Regions from separate parts of the Homo sapiens genome. Here region 2 is linked to region 1. Evidence: chromatin contacts called from ENCODE Hi-C data. All regions are on one chromosome and are shown on one strand. The core of a region is the stretch at or near the end of the contact, and the rest is flanking DNA. Distances in the headings are between cores, read along the strand shown. Region 1 overlaps ARHGEF28 (Rho guanine nucleotide exchange factor 28). Region 2 holds the start of LINC01333 (long intergenic non-protein coding RNA 1333).

What was found. Hi-C counts contacts between places; a loop is a spot of excess contacts on that map. Pooled maps may share reads with other maps.
Region 2: a loop to region 1 is called in a map of PC-9, with 4 times the contacts of the local background. The contact joins the promoter of LINC01333 here to the enhancer-like site in region 1. A Hi-C loop is called at or near these places in 2 of 168 maps with a recorded cell type or tissue (PC-9 and mammary epithelial cell), 3 of 37 single-sample maps with no recorded cell type and 10 of 50 pooled maps.

The regions. Positions count from the first base shown.
Region 1 is chr5:73,897,271-73,902,332 of GRCh38, forward strand. ARHGEF28 (Rho guanine nucleotide exchange factor 28) reads left to right here. Exons shown (of 36, transcript NM_001177693.2): 30 at 692-823; 31 at 3,914-4,014. Among named protein-coding and RNA genes, the nearest start is that of LINC02122, 200 kb to the right of the region's middle. Within about 2 kb of position 2,046, at least 2 of the 41 ENCODE cell types and tissues checked have a DNase peak (open chromatin) inside an H3K27ac peak, as active enhancers do.
Region 2 is chr5:74,318,595-74,323,656 of GRCh38, forward strand. LINC01333 (long intergenic non-protein coding RNA 1333) reads left to right here and starts at 2,993. Exons shown (of 5, transcript NR_197443.1): 1 at 2,993-3,263.

The DNA of each region.
Region 1 (5,062 bases), core at 796-3,295:
ATCACATGCTTCTGTATGGTCTAGTGGGTTGTGTATGTCTCTTTCCTCCTCCAATCTGTAAACTCCCCTCTTAGTTGTCAAATGCCCAATATCCCCTAGAACAGGTGCTTATTTAAAATACAGATCCTGTTTTCTCCTCCAGAGAATCAAATCCAGTAAGTCTGGAGCCAAAGACTGGGAATCTGTATTTCTAAAGATAAGTGTAGGGAAATACTCTTTTGAGGAATAGCTAATATTTCTGGGCAACAGGTTTTAAAATTTTAATGCCTGGTATATTTATACTAACTGAATGACAGGAAGTTTTTAGGCATACCAGTTTACTGAAAGTTGCATTTGAGATATTTTAATATAATGGTTTATAGTTTTCTATTGAGTTAATTCTCTGTCGTAAAATGATGCTAAAAGTATTGGTCTAGATTGAAGATCTGCAAACTTTTCCTATAAAGGGCCAGATACTAAGTATTTTGGGTTTTGTAAATCACACAGTCTCTGGGGTGTGTGTGTGTGGTGTGCGCGCGTGCGTAGGCACATGCCCATGTTTTGACAACCTTTAAAAATGTAAAAATCATTTTTAGCCCCTGGGTCCTATAAAAACAGGGACAGGCCAAATGCGATTTGCCAATTCCTGGTCTAGATTAAATATATACCTATCTTTGTTTTTTAGATTTATTTTTGTTTTTCTCCATCTTAGCTGAGAGCCTACAAGTTGCAGTGAAGGCCTCACAGATGGGCGCCGTGAGTCAATCATGTGAGGACAGTTGTGGAGACTCTGTCTTGGCGGACACACTCAGTTCTCATGATGTACCAGGATCACCGACTGCCTGTAAGTGAAAATGCAGGCCTTGGCAATGAGCCTGAGCACAGTCCCTGGAGCTTACAGTGGTCACGTAAAGTAAAGGCAATGACTGTCTCTGGTTGAAGGGGACTTGATATATTTTTTTAAATTAGAAAAAAACTGAGAATAAATATGCTAGCCTAAATGAATATCATAGGCATATAATAATGACACTGGGGTTTCAAGTATGAGGATCTAAAGAGTAGTTGGTGGGTTATACTGCTCTGTTTGCCGGCCAAATATCGGACCTTCCCCAACCCCTACCCTGCCTCATTTTTGATATGATTTATTCATTACAGTTTTGAAAGAACTTTTTAACTTTTCAGGTTTTTTAAAAAAGGAGTCCCTGCGGTCAATTACAGAACAAGCCCTTAAACCTAATCTCATGTGCATCAACTGAGAAAACAACTCAGAAAACCAGAAATATACACACGGCTCCCTCCGTCTCCCTCCTTTCTCTCTCCCTCTCTCTTTCTCTCTCTCTCACACACACGAAGTTTGGTGGTATGGTTAAAGCAGAAGTGCCAGAAAATTCTTGATCTGTGCCATCCTACACTTTAGTTCATGTCAGAATTCATTTATGAAAACATTGTTTCAAAACATTTTAAATATAAAAAAAAATAGAATGTAGAGATTTGGTTTAGGTAATTTCCCCGAACCTAGCTATCCTGTTATATGTATAGTTGTAGGCTACTTAGTTCCATAAAGGTTTCTAAGATAAGAGCATAAAGAGTATACTTTTCATCCTGTGCAGGTGGTAACAACCTTACTTCCACAAGGTCTTATGTGCGTAAGATAAAATGGATAAAATGTCTTCAGTAGTTAGAGATCAGAAGATTAAATTGAACTCAAGATTGGAAGATTAAATTGAACTCAGAACTTCTTTAACAACATCCCTTGATTAATTAAGATATATAGATGCAGTATAGCTTTTTAATTCTATACTTCTTTTTTTTTTCTTTTTTAAACATCAGCACCACTAATTATCTTCCTCTCTCAAGTTCTGCTTTATCTAATCCTGAGTTTCTAGTTTCAGAATGCGCACGTATGTTTTTCATTTTGACACAGCCCAGATTCATCAGGGGAGTTGTACTGCCCTGGGTGATTTCCTTTTAAAAGAAGAACCTCATTATGCCATTGAGGAGTCTCTGTCTAAAAATACGTGCAGGGATCTGCTGAGGGATCTGCTGCTCTCAGCCTCGCCCCAGGGACAGCTGGAGAGGCTCCCCTCTGCAGCTGCCCGAGCCCGCGGTCGTGCCTTCCCTCCCTTCAGGCCAGGCAGTGAAGGTCTCCTTGTCTGTATCCACATCTCTCATGACTGGGGAGAGTTTCAAAGGGACACCCGTGGCATTTGCCAGAACCATTGAGAGGCTCTTTAGAGGGGTCTGATGTCGGGATTCAGGTAGAGGAAGTACCGAAGCTGGCTGGTGGGGTCCTGTACCCCAAGGCCTCTTCAGTTCTGGGTCAGACTGGAACATGGTGCTATGAGAGTTTGATTCTCTTTATAAAGTTGTTCAAGGCACAAGGCTAGTTCTAAATGAAGGTCTACAACTGTGACTGAATGGGTCGGTTCTGCAAATGACTTGGAGAACTGGGCTCTTCTTCATCAGGCTTATGTCAGCCTGAGGTTATAAGCCAAGCAGACAGCTCTATTTTCAGTCTTCAGTATACATGATGAGTATCTTCTACTTCTAGGAAAGTTCTGTTCACTGGAGACCCTCTGGCCCACCCTGAAATTGGATACAGGGACAGGGACCTGATCTGTGTTTTATTCTTCTGCCTTGTCATCAGCTTCTTTCCCATTTGATTTTCCTAATTTCTATGAGGGAGTGAGAAACAGAGTGGTGAATTCTTTAGTGATGCCTTTGGCCACTCTTTAAGAGTTAGGAATAGCACCCAATAGTAGAACCATTTTTCAAATGACAGAGAAACCTATAAAATGTCCCTCATTGTAAGTGAATAAGTGCTGATCAGCTTGAACAAAATGGACTTGTTTTTAGCTGATCTCATCTGAAGCCGTTTCCGTTTAGACAAAAACTTCTTTGTATTAGAAGAGGTCTTTGAAATCCTAGAGGACTCTCATTTTCCAAAGACATAAGTATTTTTATTAAAGAAAAAAGCATTTCCTATATTGGAAATAAAGTTTTAAAAAGACACAATAAAAATTATACAAACAAACAGTGTCATAAAGTGAATATCGATTTTGTCAGGGTCTGGATTGGACATGGTTCTAATAAAACACTGTTTTGGGCTTTGAAAATTCTAGTTTTAATCAGTGCAAGGTGGGCACAGTTTAAGTTTTAACTGAGTTCACATGGGTAAAGAAATAAAATCCTGCCAACAGAGATTTAATGGATGAAGTGAAATCTGTATTTGGTACTTAAAAATATTTCGGGACTAGTTTCTATGTTTTCATAGTTTAAATACATAGTATTTGTAAATCTAAAGCATAACAAGAAATGTGAGAAAAACAACACATTTAGAAATTGTTAAAAAATAAGTTATTCAGAGATAGGGACAGGTTCTTGGTTTGTATGACTATGAGACCGTGAAGTATTAGCCATCTCCGCCTTCCTAGAAAGATGTCTCCCTCCTGCTTCGGACTCCTCCTTCCTCCTAAACCTTGTTTATCGTCTGCTGCTCTTGCACTGGCCACAAGAGAGACTTTTTACAGACTTAAGTCTGCCAAGAGACCTTGCTTTTGTTCTACAGCACCTGTTTTAAATTTCACCCTTCCCAGGAGGCATTTTCCTATTAAGTGAGAGTGAGATGTAGATTCTACCCTCTGTAACACAAACGACACACGAACACTTCAGTGCAAGAAAGAAAAGTACAAAGATGGTGATACTTTGTGCGGTTCGTCAGTTGCTGTCTGTTAGCGTGTAAGCCCCATGTGGGCAGGGACCACATGCATTGCTCTGCGCTCATCCAAGCACCTCATCTAAGAATACTCAATATGTATTATTTTGTGGTGTTTCCTATTTTGAAATATGTGTTGGCCGTGTACAGAAGAACCCGGTGGGCTGGCCGATGTTTGACGCTGTCCTTTTTGTTTCTGTCTCGATGGCGTGCTTCCAGCATTAGTCACAGGAGGGAGAGAAGGAAGAGGCTGTTCGGATGTGGATCCCGGGATCCAGGGTGTGGTAACCGACTTGGCCGTCTCTGATGCAGGGGAGAAGGTATTGTGAACTGATTTGTTAGTAAACGGCAGCGGTTACTGTGTATAATAAAATAGCCTCAGGTTCTGGTCTGTCACGGCAGTCAGTGGGGCAAAGGTGCTTTTCTGAATTGTTCTCAATTGATTTAAATATTCATATTTAAACTTTCTAACTTATTTCTTCTTCAAATGTGCTTGCACTGCCTGTGTCATGTAGGTGTAAACAAAGCAACGATTGAAAAGTTATTAAAAAGATTAAAAACTCTCCTGTGTATATGTGTGTCTGTGCTCTCTGACTTCTGGTCTTTCTGCCCTGCAAACCTTTGCTTCTCACCCACTATGTCTGGCAGCTCTGGCACCCGGGGGCCCTTTTGCAACCAGATGGCGCCAAAGTAATTGAAACACCTTTTACTTTGGAATATTCTTGCTTCTTTCACCTTCCTTGACCCTCCTCTCCTTGCAGAGTTGATTTCCTGTCACCACCCACATTTCACCTACTTTTTTTGTGGTTAATTTTTAATTAATCTGACCAGTTTTTGCTTGGGGCACAGCGATTCCCAAAGGGAATCCTCTTTTTTGACTTACTGCTATAGACATAGATATTAACTCTCTCTTTAAGAATTAAATACATAAAACTTCCTATTAATGTCTACTGAAAGTGAGATGTCAGAAATAGGGAAGGAATAAAATATGATTCTGGGAGGTGGCTAGTTGGCCTCTTCCTGCTTGTCAGGGCTCCAGAGTTTAGCTTTATCTAAAATTGAATTAGGTACATTAATAGGTGCCAATATGTGTCAATGTGAAAAAATGGCAAATGTCAGATCTTCTCACATATACAACATATTTTACATATTATATACTTTTTGTGTATATTACATAAGACTGAGAAATCAAGTCAAGGACTTTTAAAATCCAGAGAAAAGACAGCTGTGACTGAGTGTTCTTTTTTAAACTTCAGAGGCCAAAATGAGCATAGGAATGTAATATTTTACTCCTTCTGATTGTAAGCTTTCTAATGTATTGCTTCTTAAAATGTTCCTGCTTTTCATCACTTTTAAGTGTGAAGTTTG
Region 2 (5,062 bases), core at 1,743-4,242, 420 kb after region 1:
CCTCAGCTTTTCATCATCTTTGAGGGGCCTTAGAAGCTACTGTGTACTTAGATTACTTATTAAGTGTCTACAGCAGTTCTACAGATGTAAGTTCCTTGCTGGAAAAATTTTTTTTTTCCTTAAACTGAACAAAGCCTGTTGGTGTAAATGAAACCTCAGAAAAAAAAAAAGAAAACACTCTTGTTCATTGTTATAGCTTTGCCTTTCTAGATGCTGCCACATGACCAAGTCGGACAGGTGGGAACCACTAACCATCTACCTAAGAGAGGAGTGATAGGTACTTCGGCCTCAGGTTTCAAACCTTGGATTTCAGAGTTTCTGTAAATGGAGAGAGGCATTGTTTCTGATAAGTGTCTCTGATAAAGCCACTTGGGAGGAAATAAAATCTTGTTACATGACTGGCTTTCCTTTTTACTTTTGCTTTTTCCTTACTTTTGGTAGCACTGATTCCGGGGGGAACGTGCTGTTTTCATTGGGTGTTTATGAAGAAATATTTTGTATTGTAAACTCAATTCAGTGAGGAGTGGTTCTCAACTGTGACGTCAGGACTCACTGATGAGTCTCAGTAAGTCATAGGGAGTGTCACAAATAAGTTGTTACTCATGATAGAATACCAAGGTGTCAGAATGAGTTCCATTACAAAAGACAAACTAGAGCTGACTCAATATTCTCACCATTTCAAAGTCATTCATAAACTCATGTATTCCAGTGTGTTTTCTTAAATGACAGAAAAAGAGACAGAATTACACCCAGTGAGTGGAATGACATACCTTCAAAATCCAACCACGGGCCACCTCACAACTATCAGGATGACTACAACAACAAGCAAAAAATACGAAAAACAACAAAACAGAAAATAAAGTGAGAATATGGAGAAATTCGAAATGCCTGTGCACTGCTGGTGGGAATGTTAAATGCTGCAGCCACTCTGAAAAGCAATATGGTGGCTCCTCAAAAAATTGAAAATAGAATCACCATATGATGTAACAATTCCATTTCTGGGTATATACCCAAAAGAATTGAAAGCAAGGTCTTGAAGAAATATTTGAACACCCACATTTATAGCAGTATTATTCACAATAGCCAATTGGTGGAAGTAACCCAAATGTCCACCCGTGGATGAATGAATAAACAAAATGTGGTACATATGTACAACAGAATATTATTCGGCCTTAAAAAAGGAGGAAATTCTGACACACACAACAATATGGATGAAGCTTGAGGACATGATGTTAAGTAAGATAAGCCAGTCATAAAAGGAAAAATACTGTATGAGAGTTACAGACAGAAAGGAGAGGGGTGGTTGATAATGTGAAGTTGTTGTTTAATGGGTACCGAGTTTCTGTTTTGCAAGATGAAAACGGTTCTGGAGACTGGCTACACAACAATATGAATGTATTTGACACTACCGCACTGTATAACTCAAAAATGGCTAATATGATCAATTTAATGCTATGTACATTTTACCACAATTTTAAATGTTTGTAATTTTTCAAAAAAGAGAACTACAACCATGGGCCCACGGAGTGTTTTGCATGTGAAGCATCACCCAGCACACATGCACAGTGGAGAAACTACTTTAGACAACGGAGTATCGGGAAGTTGTGGAGTATCGCTAAGACCGTCTTTTCTTACCCTCCTTTTTCTTCATCTCCTTCCTCATAGTCTATGAAAATTTATCACCAAAGCCTATTATTTGCAGAATCTTGCTGACTTGCCCTTTCTTTTCTGCCAGTGCAATCTCCATCCTCTCATAAAATCTACATTCTAACTCATCTCCTTGATTCTAGTTTTTCCTTCCCCTCCAATTCTTTCCTATGCCACTCCCATTGAAGTGTTTCTAAAACAGCCCTTATCCCGTATCTTTAGCTTGTCCAATAAGATATAAGAATTCCTCTTGAATCATTGCACCGGGTCTAACCTCAATACCCTTTACGAGCAGACCCTGTTCCTGTTGCTTCCTTCCACGAACTTTCATCCTAGCTGGAACAGATTCTTCACCAGTCTCACCTCTGTGCCTCATGCTAAATCTCCCCATCTTGAAATACAGTAGATCCCTGGTTTCATGTATTCGAAAGCCACCTGTAAGGCCTATGGCCTGTTCTTACCTGTCATGAATCTAAGCCCTGCACCCTGGAGTGGAGGCATGAGTGAGTCACTCTGCTAGGAGGGAAACTGCCACCCTCTGCATCTCAACATTGCCTTGTGGTTCTCTGCTTGTCATTTCGGAGGCAAAAACTCTCTTTGTGTTTCTGTTGTGGAAGAAATTATCATGATATTGGTGTAATTAGAAGCTCACAAATATCAGGGACCTATCAGACTTTCTTATTCTTTTCCACAATTTAAGCTTTTCCTCCTTCTAGAAGCCTTTCCCAGTGACTCTGACACTTGGTGTTTTCTCTCCTTTCTCTTTTCCAATGGCAAGAAAGGAACCTCTGACCCGCAAACAGGTAGCATAAGCTTCTATATGTTATCTATCTGATATAGTTTCTAAATTAATTTAGTTGAATAAACCTCACCACTTCAACCACAGTGTAGACTTTTTTGAAGATTAGAAACCAGGTCCTTACATCTCTTGCCTTCACATCACCAAGCACAAAGCTGGACACATTGCAGGTGCTCAATAAATATCATAAATTGTTGATCTAGAAACAGCACACTAAGGTCTCAAAAGAGTACATGAGAGCCATGGAGAAACAATGCGGTATAGTGATCCTCCTAGAGAGACACGTGTCTCCGAGGAGACATGGCCCCTTTCAAACAGCCACCTCAGTTCTCTTTTACTGCCCTATCCTTTCGCCGGGTTTCTCCTTTCAACCTTGAGAGATAACTGACATGGGCTTAGGATACTCAGTCATTCTGGAATTCTGTATCAGCACTGAAACATGAGTGGGGAAATTCTAAGAAATTTACTTCTCTTTTTCTTTTCATATTTTCCTCATTCCAAAGTGGAACTAAATCGAGGTTCCCTAGCAACCCAGGGCTCTGTGAAGATTCATTATTCTATAAAATCCCACCACCTTACAAACACAAAATGTTACAAGTTGCCCAGTCACCCCGGCTTCTGAGATGAAGAATATTATTGAAGTCAAATCTGGTGGCTATCACACTCCATGGAACTTGGGGCAACATTTAGGTACCTCTACCCAGGAAAGAATCTCTGAGAAATAGGTGGCAGTTTCTCTAGCAGCATAAGAAGAACCTTGATAAGCATCATCCTTAAGTCCTGACAGCAGTGGATGACTAGTCAGGAACCTGTCCAGGTAAGCGCACACCCTAGCAGGGCTCTGCTAAATGGCTCCAATGGCTCGGAGGCCTTACTGAACACTAGGGATTGATTTCTATTGAAAACCAAAAGGAAAATGAGAAACAATCGAAATCAGGGCTCCTTCCAACCCTGGCTCAATAGCCCTTTGTTTTGCATATTCTCTATGCAAGATGGTGAAATGTAGAGATACAATTAGAATATCAAGGCTAATGAAACTAATCATTTCAAATTAAGCCCATATACAACTGTGGCACCACAAAACTGCCTTCTCATCTCTGCTATCCTGGGGGAACATCCCAGATGCACAGGAAAAATTAGCTGTCTTTTCTGGAAATTAAAATGGTAAAATGCCTGATGCACAGAACATACTTCACAAATCTTAAGTGAGCCAAACGAGGCTTTTATCCCCTGACAGCAATCTTTCATGAGCTGGACAACTGTCCCCAGTGTGAGGCAGTGAAGTCTGGCTAGCACTCTGCACACAGGAATATCAAGGCCCCTTTTCCCTTTCATGCTTTGCCTCCTCAACCATACTCTCCCCTTTGTAATATCTCTGTCACTAAGGAAACCATGGTAACATCAGTGCTTCTGTTGAGCACAGTGGTCACTCAAAAGAGGCAGAGTGAGTTCAGCCTATCATTTGAGATCCGAGTATGATTGGGGAAATATCCTGAAATAGTCTATGATTTGAAGAAATGGATAGATGGCTAGAATAACATGCTAGATGGTAGTCAAGTTACTAACTGCAGAATTGATTTGATAAAATTCTCATCGTGTCTCCTGACTTAGGAGAAATATTGGGTCTGATGAATGGGTAAAATTCCCAGGTGAAAAGAATTTGGTCTGTAAGATTTGGCAGCACCCTGAGGTTTGCCATATCTGATGGCCTGGCTTTAGTGGCAGCACCTAGTGAAGGCCCAGGTGTCCTTCTGACAACCTTTACCACCTACCGTTTTGTCCTTACTTATGTTGAATCACTACACACAGGCTGTTGAATTCAGCTGTCTGTGGAGAAATTATACCAACCACATGGTTAGACAGAAGGAATACAATATATTGCTTAATTTGTATCTGAAAGCTAAGCAACATGGAAAAAAATCAAGCATGCTCAGTCACTTCCATGAGGACAAACGAAGACACTTCAAGGTAACCTTAGACAAAACACGTATTAATCTATAATCAGATGCCATTCAAAATAATAAGAGACATTGACCTGAATCTTAGAGCTGATGCAACTGAGTGTGTCACCTCAGTATTCAACCAGTAGGGGGTTGTTTATGGGGAGGGCTTCGGCTTGCCAATTAGAAGTCTTGGCTGATTCTAGCACTTTCTTGGCTGATTCTAGCACTTTCTGCAGGTTCTCTTTCTGCAGGTCAGTTACTTTGTTTGTAAAAGTGTACTCCTTCTTAGTAGCTATCAACTCCTTCTTGGTAGGGTTATTTCTTTTACTTCTTTGTATTCCTTCCACTATACAAAATACAAACCCTTGTTTATAGCTGATTCCCCAGTAAATTTCTGAAAGAACAAATGGATGAAAGAAGGATGATTTATGATATGTCCATGGTTGCTGAAAGAATGGGGAAAAATGTAAAATCACCTGAAAAGTTAATAGATAATAAATGCAAGAAGTTTTATTTGTAAAAAGCCAATAGATAATAAATAAAAGAAGTTTTATCCATGATAAGTAGATGCTGCTACTTTGTCAATGTCCCAGAGAAATACATGTGTCCAGAGAACATTTATTTGACCAATTCAATCAACCAACCAGAAATTCAGTTGAAACATCAGTTTGAC